Linked DNA regions of Mus musculus: region 2 is linked to region 1. The links are chromatin loops, found by intact Hi-C in ENCODE. Cell type or tissue: left cerebral cortex. All regions are shown on one strand. Links, peaks and the distances in the headings refer to the core of each region. The heading gives the core; the rest is flanking DNA.

The links. A loop is a pair of places that touch in the nucleus more often than their neighbours do. Peaks named below come from ENCODE experiments on the same cell type or tissue, not always from the same donor. Only the 100,000 strongest peaks of a DNase experiment are listed, where the experiment ranks them.
Region 2: a loop joins it to region 1, with 5 times the contacts of the local background. A loop is called at or near these places in 2 of 42 quality-filtered maps.

What each region holds. Positions count from the first base shown.
Region 1 is chr14:15,371,000-15,376,382 of GRCm38, forward strand. All of the region lies in intron 1 of Lrrc3b (leucine rich repeat containing 3B), which reads right to left. Among named protein-coding and RNA genes, the nearest start is that of Gm31577, 52 kb to the left of the region's middle. In left cerebral cortex, for the core only: no CTCF peak of the experiment used is centred there; DNase peaks (open chromatin) are centred at 2,240, 2,640 and 3,453; H3K27ac peaks cover 1,899 bases.
Region 2 is chr14:15,317,096-15,322,478 of GRCm38, forward strand. The region is part of intron 2 of Gm31658 (a long non-coding RNA gene); the gene reads left to right. It overlaps Gm31577 (a long non-coding RNA gene), which reads right to left and starts at 4,788. Exons shown (of 6, transcript XR_001781177.1): 1 at 4,296-4,788. In left cerebral cortex, for the core only: no CTCF peak of the experiment used is centred there; a DNase peak (open chromatin) is centred at 2,492; H3K27ac peaks cover 325 bases.

The DNA.
Region 1 (5,383 bases), core at 160-5,159:
AGAAGACTCCAGGACCATCTCATACCCAAAGCAGCCCTGTTAGCTGGACAGCTGTCCTTCCTAGAGTCACCTCTTATCACATTGAACTGATAACCTCACATCTACCAGCAGAAGCACCTGTCACAGAACTGTCACCAGCATCCCTGTAACGACCCTTTGATTTCACATTCACTTTCTTTTTATTAAGCACCTGCAATGTGCATTTTAAAACCCTACTTTCTCCATTACTGCATGCAGGATCATGGGAGTTCAAAGTCAACCTCATAGGTCCCGATTTGTAGTCTATATTTTCAAAGCAGCCGACTGTCCTTAAAGAGAATCCCGTGTGTAAACCATTTGACTAATAGTCTCAGCAAAGGCATTCCCACAGCACGGGTGCTGTCACTGGGTTTTGGTTCTGAAGGGTGAGTCCCAGACAGCTGCATCTGCTTACCTCTGATTGCAGTGGGCCCACGAATCAGTCAGTGTTTAGGTCAGTGACTTGGATGTAGTTTAGAATACTCTTTCTCTCCATGCTGCATCTTTATTTTCTCAGTTAAACATACGATTTTCCTACCCTAAGCAGTCTTTCACTAAAGAAAAATCCCCCAAATCAAACAAGCCAATGTTATCTGAGATTACTGTCTTCTGTGTCCCGTGCAGTGCCTGAAAGCTGTACTTGGAAATACACTGCCCTGAGTTGGCATGATTTTCCTCTGGGAAGTACCCGGAAAAATTAACAGCTACCGAGGGACTGAGCTTTATCAACAACATGCCAACTAATACTTTCCGAGGTCCTTTAATTGTCTTCAAGGAGCAGAAAGGTGTTCCCTGTCTTTTCAGAACTAACAGAACAGTTCTTTTGACACCCGTTTCTAAATTTCATGGCTTGTAGTAGTTTCACAGAAATAACAGAAGAAGGGAAGGACAGAGAGCTACTAACTGAGAGCCATCCCTCATGAAAGCATAATCAAAGAAACACACTGAGCCTAGCCCGCAAGGAAATGGAGGAGGTGGGGTCTAGTTCATGGAGGCTGATATCTGGTCGCATGGGAGTTTACAGCATCTTGTTCTGGAATGACCATTTCCTGTCCAATAGCCTTTCTGCTTCTCCGGGACAGACTCCTTTGCTGCCTCACCTGTTGCTTGACTCACAAAGGTTCCGTCAACATAAGGATGCAGAATGCCAACAGCTAACATACCAAGCCAGTTTTTCGATACAGTCAGTCCGCACATAGGTTTGGACAGGTATCTTATTTTTACTGAGACAAAGATAGTGAGAGCCAGCATCTGGCATGGTCTCCCAGATTCCCTCATTACAAAACAGGGCTGAGGAGCACAACCCACTGAGTGCCTCTTTTCCTTTCACTGTTTTGAGCACAACAGTTCCTAAAGTTACAGATGGGATGTTTGGAGAAAGTAGAGCAAGACATCCACACATGGTCCAGATAGCAGACCATCTGAACACCATAGCTGTGGGTATCCCCAGCTGTGCCCAAGTCAAGCTGCTCAGTGAAGGATGGAGTGGCTGAAAACAGGGCAAAACATCTCCTGAATCTCAAATGCTCATGGGTAGAGCTGGTCTTCGATGTTACTCAAGGCTGACTTCTGCCTCATCTGAGCTGTGTGCAGTCCACAGGGAAACAAATGAAGAAGGGAAGAACAGAGATTCACTAACTGGGAGTGGTTCCTCATAAGCTTAGATTCAAAACAAAAAGAGAAGACCCAAGACACTGGTAAATGGAGTTTGTTAAAGTAGTCAGATCAGAAGCCACTCGAGGTTCCCCTGTTCAGCAGGAAGCCAGGTGATATCAATACATCAGTACTGATTCTGGTGTCTATATACACTGTCCCCAACCCTTGCCTACAGGCCTTGCCTACAAGTTTCAGGAATACACACACTTGAAACATGAAGGTGCACTCACAGGGAGTGAAATGCAAGGAGAGATGGGCCTATAAAAGGATTGTTTTCTCTTTTCATTGTGTTTGGAGAGAAAGAATTCATCATGGACCCTGGGCATGTAGAGCAACTACATCTAGAGGGTTCCCATGCCCAGCTGCTGGATCCCCTGGGGTCAGCATCCCCGTGCAAACTAAAATATCTGGCACTTGCCTGTGACAGGAAAACTGGGGCTCTTGTCACATGGACAGCTGATACTTGCCAAACAGAATCAGTTTGCAACAGATAAGCATGAGTGGCAGCAAAAGCCACACTTGCAGCTCCACTGCCAGAAGCACACAGGAGCTGGAAAGCAGACTCCAGGCAGTGATTATGGGGGTGAGCTGGGGACAGCCATTGCCTTCTGCTGGTGCTGGCAAGTTGTTCATTCCAAGGAGGAGCTTGTCCCCAGCACAGAGGAACAGCATTATTTTCTGTGATCTTCTATTTAAAATATGTGCCTGCTCCCCTCTCCAGTGGATCTTTCTTGGCTGGCCAGAAAAGGGGAGATGCTATGATGGTTGGAAGATGTGGGCATATTTGTGAACATTCATTGTCTTAGATTCATTCTATTGTGACAAACAACATAACCAAAAACACTTTAGAGGAGGGAAAGGTTTTTTGGCTTACACTGCAAACTCACAATCCATCATTAAGAGAAGTCAAGTCAGGAACTCAAGGCAGGAATCAGGAACTCAAGGCCTGTGGGTGAATGCTATATTCTGACTCGCTCAGTCTTGTTCTCAAGGTCATGCTCAGCTTCCTTCCTTATATAAGACCCAGGAACAGCTGCTAGGAATGGCACTGCCCACATTGGACTAAGCCCTCTATACCAATCATCAAAACAAATTCTGACCTAGACCTTCCCCCCAACTGAGACTCCCTCACATGATTCTAGGCTATGTCAAATATGCAGCTGAAGCTACTAGGATAATCATCCCACTATTATTAATCTTCAATGATTTACATGCTCATTAGTATATAGTAAATATGCATAAAGTCAGCTTCATCCAAACATATAACATGCATTGATCATATTCACCCCCCACTGCCCTATCTTGTCTCCCAGACTTAGAACAGCCATGTCATCCTTACAGGTGTAACAGCAACACCCGAGTGAGTCATTTTTGAAATGGCTACCAAGAAATCTTCAATGAGATATCTTCACAGAAACAATGCAAGAAAGAAGTTGCCAAGGATCTTTGTGGAGATTGCAGAGAAGCTGCTGCTTGTGTGGCTGCTCTGCTCAGTAACCAGGGATGGATGAGATAAGACTGCACTGGGTGGTAGTGTCAAGGCCAGTTTTTTGACTATTTCAACTATTGATTATGTCACCCTTTCCCATCTGTCTCCTTGGTGGTCCCTGGCCATTTTCCCCAGTCATTATCATGAGTACCAAAAGGGAGGACAAGGAAATGAAGAGTGATGAGATTCAAATGAGTCAATTCAGCCACTGGTAAGCTGCTCAGCTCCCAGTACACACAGGGAGGAGGCTGCAGTAGGTTTCTAGTCTCTATGTTATTCCTATCCATCTCCTGTGCTGCCAGGCAATCTTGAGTGGGCTGTATGGAAATGATCTGTAGCATAAAAGAAGAAAGAGGGAGTTCTCTCACCCAAAAGCTTCTTCAAAGAGGGGTGTTATGCTCTGAGCAGCATGTCACAAAGAACAGCCACTGGAATCTTATGTTAATGAGATTAACCCATGTTTAAAAGAACCCATGTTTGGATGAACAGAATCTCATCAACACTAGAGGATAGAGAAATTCCAGCCCTGATCATCACAGCAGCAAGAAGATAGTGAAATTTTCACAATAACCAGACCAAAAAAAAAAAAAAAAGAATCTTGAAGGCAGAAGCAAGCAACACCACGTTAAATCATTACAAGGTTGGAAAATGAGAAAAATGCAGTAAGATTTTAAACCACTGTACTGTCACTGATACTTGTGGGCTGCTACCTGGGGAAGACAAAATCACTTTCTTTTCTTCAGGCTTGGTATGGGGAGCAAAATTAGATTGATCAGTATTCTCCTGCTTGCTCTTTCATGATAGCCAATGTTGGGTACCACTTGTGTAAGTAGGTACCCCTGCAATGAGGGTCTGAGAACACTGGAAGGGCTGGAAACAGTTCTGTCCTGTTGGCTTCACTGAGCCTCCAGGACAGCTACAGCCAATGATTGGCAAATAAAGGTGAAAAGACCTGGCCATCTCAGCCCTGGTAGACTATTCTAAATCTTGAGCTGTTGTGAATTGGTCTGGGTCTGTCATGTGGCTGCATCAAAGCCACTGCCCTCTCTCCAGTCCTATCCACCACAGGTGTCAGTCTTTGGGGCACTTCCCAGTAAACTTCCTGAATGAAAATAATTCAGATGGTCTATATTCTAAACAGGCAACTGTTCATTTGTACACCATACTGCAATGAATCCAGCTCATGGATTTCTTCTGCGTTTAAGATTTATATTATATTATATTAGTATTTGTCACAAAAAGAGAGACTCTGCTACACATCAAAACCAAGCACGCAAAGTAGGAAGGGGGTGGACTCGGGACAGAAGAAGGCTAGGAGTTATGGAGAAGGGGATTGAGTAAGCATTTTGAGCTTCTGGTAATATTAAAAAAGAAAGTCAAAATTATCCTAAGAATCTAGATCACTAAGCAACAGCTACATCATCATTAATGTAAAATGGAACCTATAGTAGGCCAGAATATTGGGGAAAGTAGAAGTAAGGGGATGGATATGATATCAGAAGACCCCATTCTGTCAGTGAGCCGATAACTGTTCTTTTTGACTAAGCCTAAGAACATGATATTCTCTAAGACAGCTATTGGTAATAGACATTTTGTAAAGGCTTGCCACCAGAGAAAGACATTGTAACTGAGAAGCTGACTTGCCCCCATTAAGCATTCTATGTCTGAGCATACTACGCCACTGTATCACTTGAATGGCACCATGTTTAGACTCCAGACTCAAAAGAAATAAAGATTTGTGAACATAATGCCTTTGCGAATTACTTTGTAGAAAATTTCCATTAATTGATATGCCTAAGTTGAGAGAGGGGTGGCTTAAAATAGTATATGCAGTAAGGTGCTTTTAAATGCAACAAACAGAGATACATTTGGCTTGATGCACCCTGTCTGTGTTCCAGCTCTTGAAAAGAAGGATCCTGAGAGTGTTTCCCATGTGGATGGTGTCCTAGCATCACCATACTCCTTTAAGATGATCAAAGCACCATTCTCTAGGATTCTTCTAGGACACTGGAGAACCATCCCTCTCTACTCTTCTTGCTATAATCATGTAAACCCCTGGGCTAATGAGCTGTGACCATAACTGTGTCATCTTTAAGCCCTCCCTCAAATTAACATGTGCTTTTCCCAGTCTCCCTAAGTCAGGTTGTCACTGAGAAGTCCAGGTCTCCACACTGGGAAATTACAGGAATGACAAATGAAGTTCTCTCTTTGGAGAGATTG
Region 2 (5,383 bases), core at 114-5,113, 54 kb before region 1:
TCAGAAGAGACATGGAATTTTAGGCTTTTAAACAGCATTGCATCTCTGGGGATGTTAGAGATGAACTAGATGTATTTCACATTAGGAGATGAAAATGAGACATGGAGGCTTGACCCAATGTTATGATTTAAAAGATGGGTTTAGATATCAAGTTAGCAAAGGGTGCAGAAGTGCTGATTGATCTACATTGCCATCTAGGCTCAATTTAGAACCACACAGCTCTGGGTATGCCTACGAGAATATTTCTAGACAACTTTAACTGAGAAGAGAAGACCCACCCTAAGTAAGGGTAGCTATATGCCATGGCTGTGGTCAGATCCAGGGAAAAGAAGAGAAGCAGCACTGATCTCCTTCCTTTTCTGTCTTTAAAAAAAAATTATTAGATATTTTCTTCATTTACAATTCAAATGCTATCCTGAAATTTCCCTTATACCCTCCCTCACCCCCGCCCTGCTCCCCAACCCACCCACTCCTGCTTCTTGGCCCTGGCGTTCCCTGTACTGGAACATATAAAGTTTGCAATACCAAGGGGCCTCTCTTCCCAGTGATGGCCGACTAGGCCATCTTCTGCTACATATGCAGCTAGAGACATGAGCTCCGGGGGGTACTGGTTAGTTCAATTGTTGTTCCACCTACAGGTTTGCAGACCCCTTCAGCTCCTTGGGTACTTTCTCTAGCTTCCCCATTGGGGGCCCAGTGTTCCATTCTATGGATGACTGTGAGCATTCACTTCTGTATTTTCCAGACACTGGCATAAACTCATACAAGACAGCTATATCAGGGTCCTGCCAGCAAAATCTTGCTGGCATATGCAATAGTGCCTGCATTTGGTGGTTGATTATGGTAGGGATCCCTGGATGGGACAGTCTCTGCATGGTCCTTCCTTCTGTCTCAGCTCCAAACTTTGTCTCTGTAACTCCTTACATGGGTATTTTGTTCCCCATTCTAAGGAGGGACGAAGTATCCACACTTTAGTTTTCCTTCTTCTTGAGTTTCATGTGTTTTGCAAATTGTATCTTAGGTATTTCAAATGATTTATACTTATTTATATGTATGTATGGGTTTACCTGTGTATGCCATGTTATGTGTCTATCTGTCTATGCCCATGGAGGCAAGAAGAGGGAATTAGATCTCCTGGAGCTAGAAGTATCAGTGGTTGTGAGCCTTTTAACTTGGCTTTTGGAAAGTGAATCTTGATCCTTTAGAAGAGCAAGAATTGCTCTTTACCAGTTAGTCATCTTTGTAGCCTCCCTCTCCTCATCTTAACTGAGGATTCAACATGGCTAGTTGCTTCAGGCTTTCTCATGTGTCTGACATCCCCACCCTGCAGGACTGTACCCTCACACTCTGTGCTTCAAGATAAAGCATGTATAAGTTATTTTGCCACAGCAAGAGGGAAGTAACCAGTATAGGTGTTAACACTCATCCAGCTGCTATCACTGTTCGGCTCATCCACACACACGTTTCTTCCTTGCTTTTGTGTGATGTAATGTGTTTTGTCCAATAGAATGTGAATGGAAATGACATGGTGGCTCAGTGGCTAGGCCACAGGGTGCAGTGTCACTTGGTCTGCTGCCATCTTCCCATTTGAAAGTTTCTCCCTCAGCTCTTTGTGATTGTTTAAGGAAGTTAGATTCCCCACCAGGAGCCCAGACCACTGAACTCCACCTGAAGCCCTATTTTGCTCAGACCATCCCATATCACCAGGGCAGTAGCTAGCCTGCAGCTGTGTGGATGAGCCCTGCAAGATCAGTAAAATGTCACAGTCAATTTGCAAATGGACAAGAAAGATCCACTAGTATTGGGTAATAGCAGAAATGTGAGGCTACTCATTACACAGCCTTGCTGTGGGAAGTACTGATTGATCTATTTCTTCTCACAAGCATGCTGAAGATGAGAAAAACAAAACAGAACAAAACAAACAAAAAGAAACACACACACACACACACACACACACACACACACACACACACACACACAAAATGGTGTACATGCAATTGCAAAACAGAGCACAGTCGATGCATTTGTTTCCTGGGGAGTCAGAAAAAAAAAATGAGGAAAATCTATTCCCTCCTACTTGCTTCAAAAGGTCTTGGGAACAATTTTTCATAGAACTTGTGGATTTGAGTATACTCAGGAACCAGGCAGCATAGCTCTCTGCTCTCTTTCCTCAAGGGATTCTTCTCAGTGTCTTTGTAGTTCAGATTATGACCAAAGAAACTGAGATTCACTTTGGGGTGTCTTGGACTCATTAATAAAATAAATTAATTCAAAGAGAAGCTCAAGGACAATTTTGTCACAGCTTAATAAGAACAGAAAACAGGTTTGGTAAAAATTCCAGCAGCTTCTAGGGAGAGAATTGGAGGGAGAAATGCCTTTTAAATTAGGCAAGGGACATAAATAGCTAGCTTGTCAAGAAAGTAAAATTCCCTCCCCAGAATGGAAGTGGGTTAGTGAGCTGAGGATAGAGTGCAGAAAACATCTAGCTGTGCATTTACAGTCTCAGCCCACCTCTCATTTGTACTTTGCAGGCTTTGAGTCACAGGCTCCATTTCTTAAATGGAGCTTACTGCCATGTAAGGAAGGGCTTCCAGTATTCCTCCTCTACAAGCTGGCTTCTTTCACATGTTAATTTCTACTTAGCATTCTTTCAGTTTCAATTCCCTTGTCAGAGGATTCTTGCTGTCTTTTTCTTATGAGGCTCCAGCTACTGGATCTATGGCCAACCCTGAAGGCTGGTCTCATTATGGCATCCTTCACCTAGTTTCATCTGTGAGGATTTTGCTCAGAAGAGGTGGTGAGGAAGACTCAGCCACCATTTTTGAAAACGTACTCAATGCACTACAGCCACTATGAACAGTTCAGAGGGCTCAGCACTTCACTAATTAAACAGTATTTTAAACTAGTGACCTACCTTACAGGTTGAGAAAACTAAAGAATTGACAAGTGAAGGACATTAGAACAGAATTTTGCATTGAAAATTGTTCAGTAAATGCCATCACCATCACCATCCTTATTAATCATTTTTTAATTGTCAAATAATTTAGACACTTGCAGTACCTTCCCAACCCAAGAATTATGTGAAGATTAGCTAAGATACTCATTGGCACACACTCTTTAAAAATGTTTTTAATCGTCTAAATAATTTGAAATATTGCTTCTAAAAGTTATATTTTTTAGTAGGGAAGTCCCACCAAATTGGCAAGGAGTACCCAGGTGGGAGACACAGCAGGTGAACCGTTTATGAAGTACAGGGTACCCCATGCCATGTGTTTCTGTAACTCAGACATTGAATAAGTCGGCTAGGTAAAGAAACACATATCTGCTCACTCAGCTGCCCATTTAGCATGCTGGGATACATAGAAAGTAAAGCTCTTAAATACAAATTTAGTGTGGCTACTAGAGTTTTATCTTTCCAAGTGAAAGAAAATGAGATTTTCTATCTTGTGATTCATGTAAAAGAGTTGTCTATGAGCCTGGGGATGAAAACAAAGCAGAACAGGCCCAGTCATGCCAGGACAGGGTTGTTGTTAAGACATTCCTAAGAACAGCTTAACCATAAAGATGAAAAAGAATGCAAGGACACAAGCAGGGCTATCTTGTCTGAGTCAACACCACCTGGCAGGAACCTCCCCTCTGTCTATTGCCCCTTGATGCTGGGTAAAGTTATACATCAACTGGTTGCTATGTGAACAAAGATAAGCCCCCAGCCCACAGGAACAAAGTCCTGATGCCCTTTTGCTGACATGTAATCTTACTGTTAATGCTTGAATGAGCCAATCCCATACCTTTGTCAAAATTCCTCGCACCCTTAACCCTTTGCTTCTTTAAAAACCCCTAGCTTCCGAGCCTCAGGGTAGACTCCCCTGCCTCCTGTGTGAGGTACGTGTTGGCCCAGAGCTCTGCCAATAAAGCCTCGTGCATATCGCATCAAGAAGGATTCTTGTATGTTTGTGGGTGCATCCTGTCCCTGGACTAGAGTGGAGGTCCCCATATGGGGGTCCTACACAAGCACAGCATACATTTTGGTATGTTTTATCTGTAAAGACAGCACTGGTCAGTCATGACTAGAGATGTGTACTAGGGAAAGAAACATGTTTCCACTCAACAAAGTAGGAATGGGAAAAGAAAGTTCTCAGGAAACTCCTTTAATTTTGACATGTCCACTGAGCTTCTATGTAAACTTATGTCCTGTGTTAATACATTAAATATCTATTGGAGTTTTAGGACAGATGTGGAATAGGAGGAGTGTGTCAATATTTACCTGGGACTAGTCATCCTCTGTACTAACTTACCTTCACTTCATGCTGACCATTGTCCTGAGATTCATGATGGTGGTATTATCATCATCTGTTTTCCAATGGGCAGTGCTGACGTGAGGGTGCCTCTTGTTCCAACATTATTTGATGCAATGCTAATGAAGTATGATCTTTTGGTACTGTTCTTCTACAGATCCATTCCAAGGCTTAGCACACATCTTTCTAAGGATGAAGGTGGGAAGCAGAAGCTGGAGCCATTTGCTTCTGGGATGGGGGAATCTCTTCTGTATCCTACAGGTGGCCTTGGGTTTCCAGTTTCATCTGTCCATCCTCAGTGCTATTGGACATCTCTATCTATTACAAGAACAAGATTCTGTCTTTCTACACAAAGAAGTGTCTGAGGGAGGTGCATCCATAGATATCTGTAGCCAGGCTTTGTAGGATGCAGAAGTGAGGAAAAGCAGATATTATACAGATGTGCTTGAGGCAATCACCAGGGCCCACCACAGGAGATGTCACATATCAAAAGGGAGTAAACAATGCTTGTGGAGATACTAGTTACATTTTAAAATTGCTTTTACAAAATTCCTGATAAAGAAGAAGGAGAAGGGAGGTTTGTTTTGTTGTAGAGGTGGAGAAGATATAGTCTATCATGATGGGAAGACATACCCCAGCAGCAGCACCATGAGACAATAGGTCATTTTGTGGCCATAGTCAGAAACTAGAGGGAGCAAGCAGTAAGTTAAGTGGCCCATTTCCTTCCATGAAATTTTACCTCTTAATGGTTCTAGAGTCTCCCAAAATTGCACCAACTGGTAATGGGCCAAGTTTCAAACACATGAACTCATAAAGGACATTTCACATTCAGAGTCATTAACTGAAGGTTGGGGAGATGAATCAGCCAGTGAAATAGGTTTGACCTCAGGACCCCACATAAAAAGCCAGGCATGCTGGCTCTTGGATTTCCTGAGCTAGAACAGCATCATCAGGAAGATCCCTGGGGCTTGCTGGCCAGTCTGCCTCCCTTATTTGGCAAGTGTGAGGCTAGTAAGAAACTCTGCCTCAAAAGCAGACGCAGATGATAGTGCCTGAGAAATGGCACCTCATACATAAACATGTGCAAA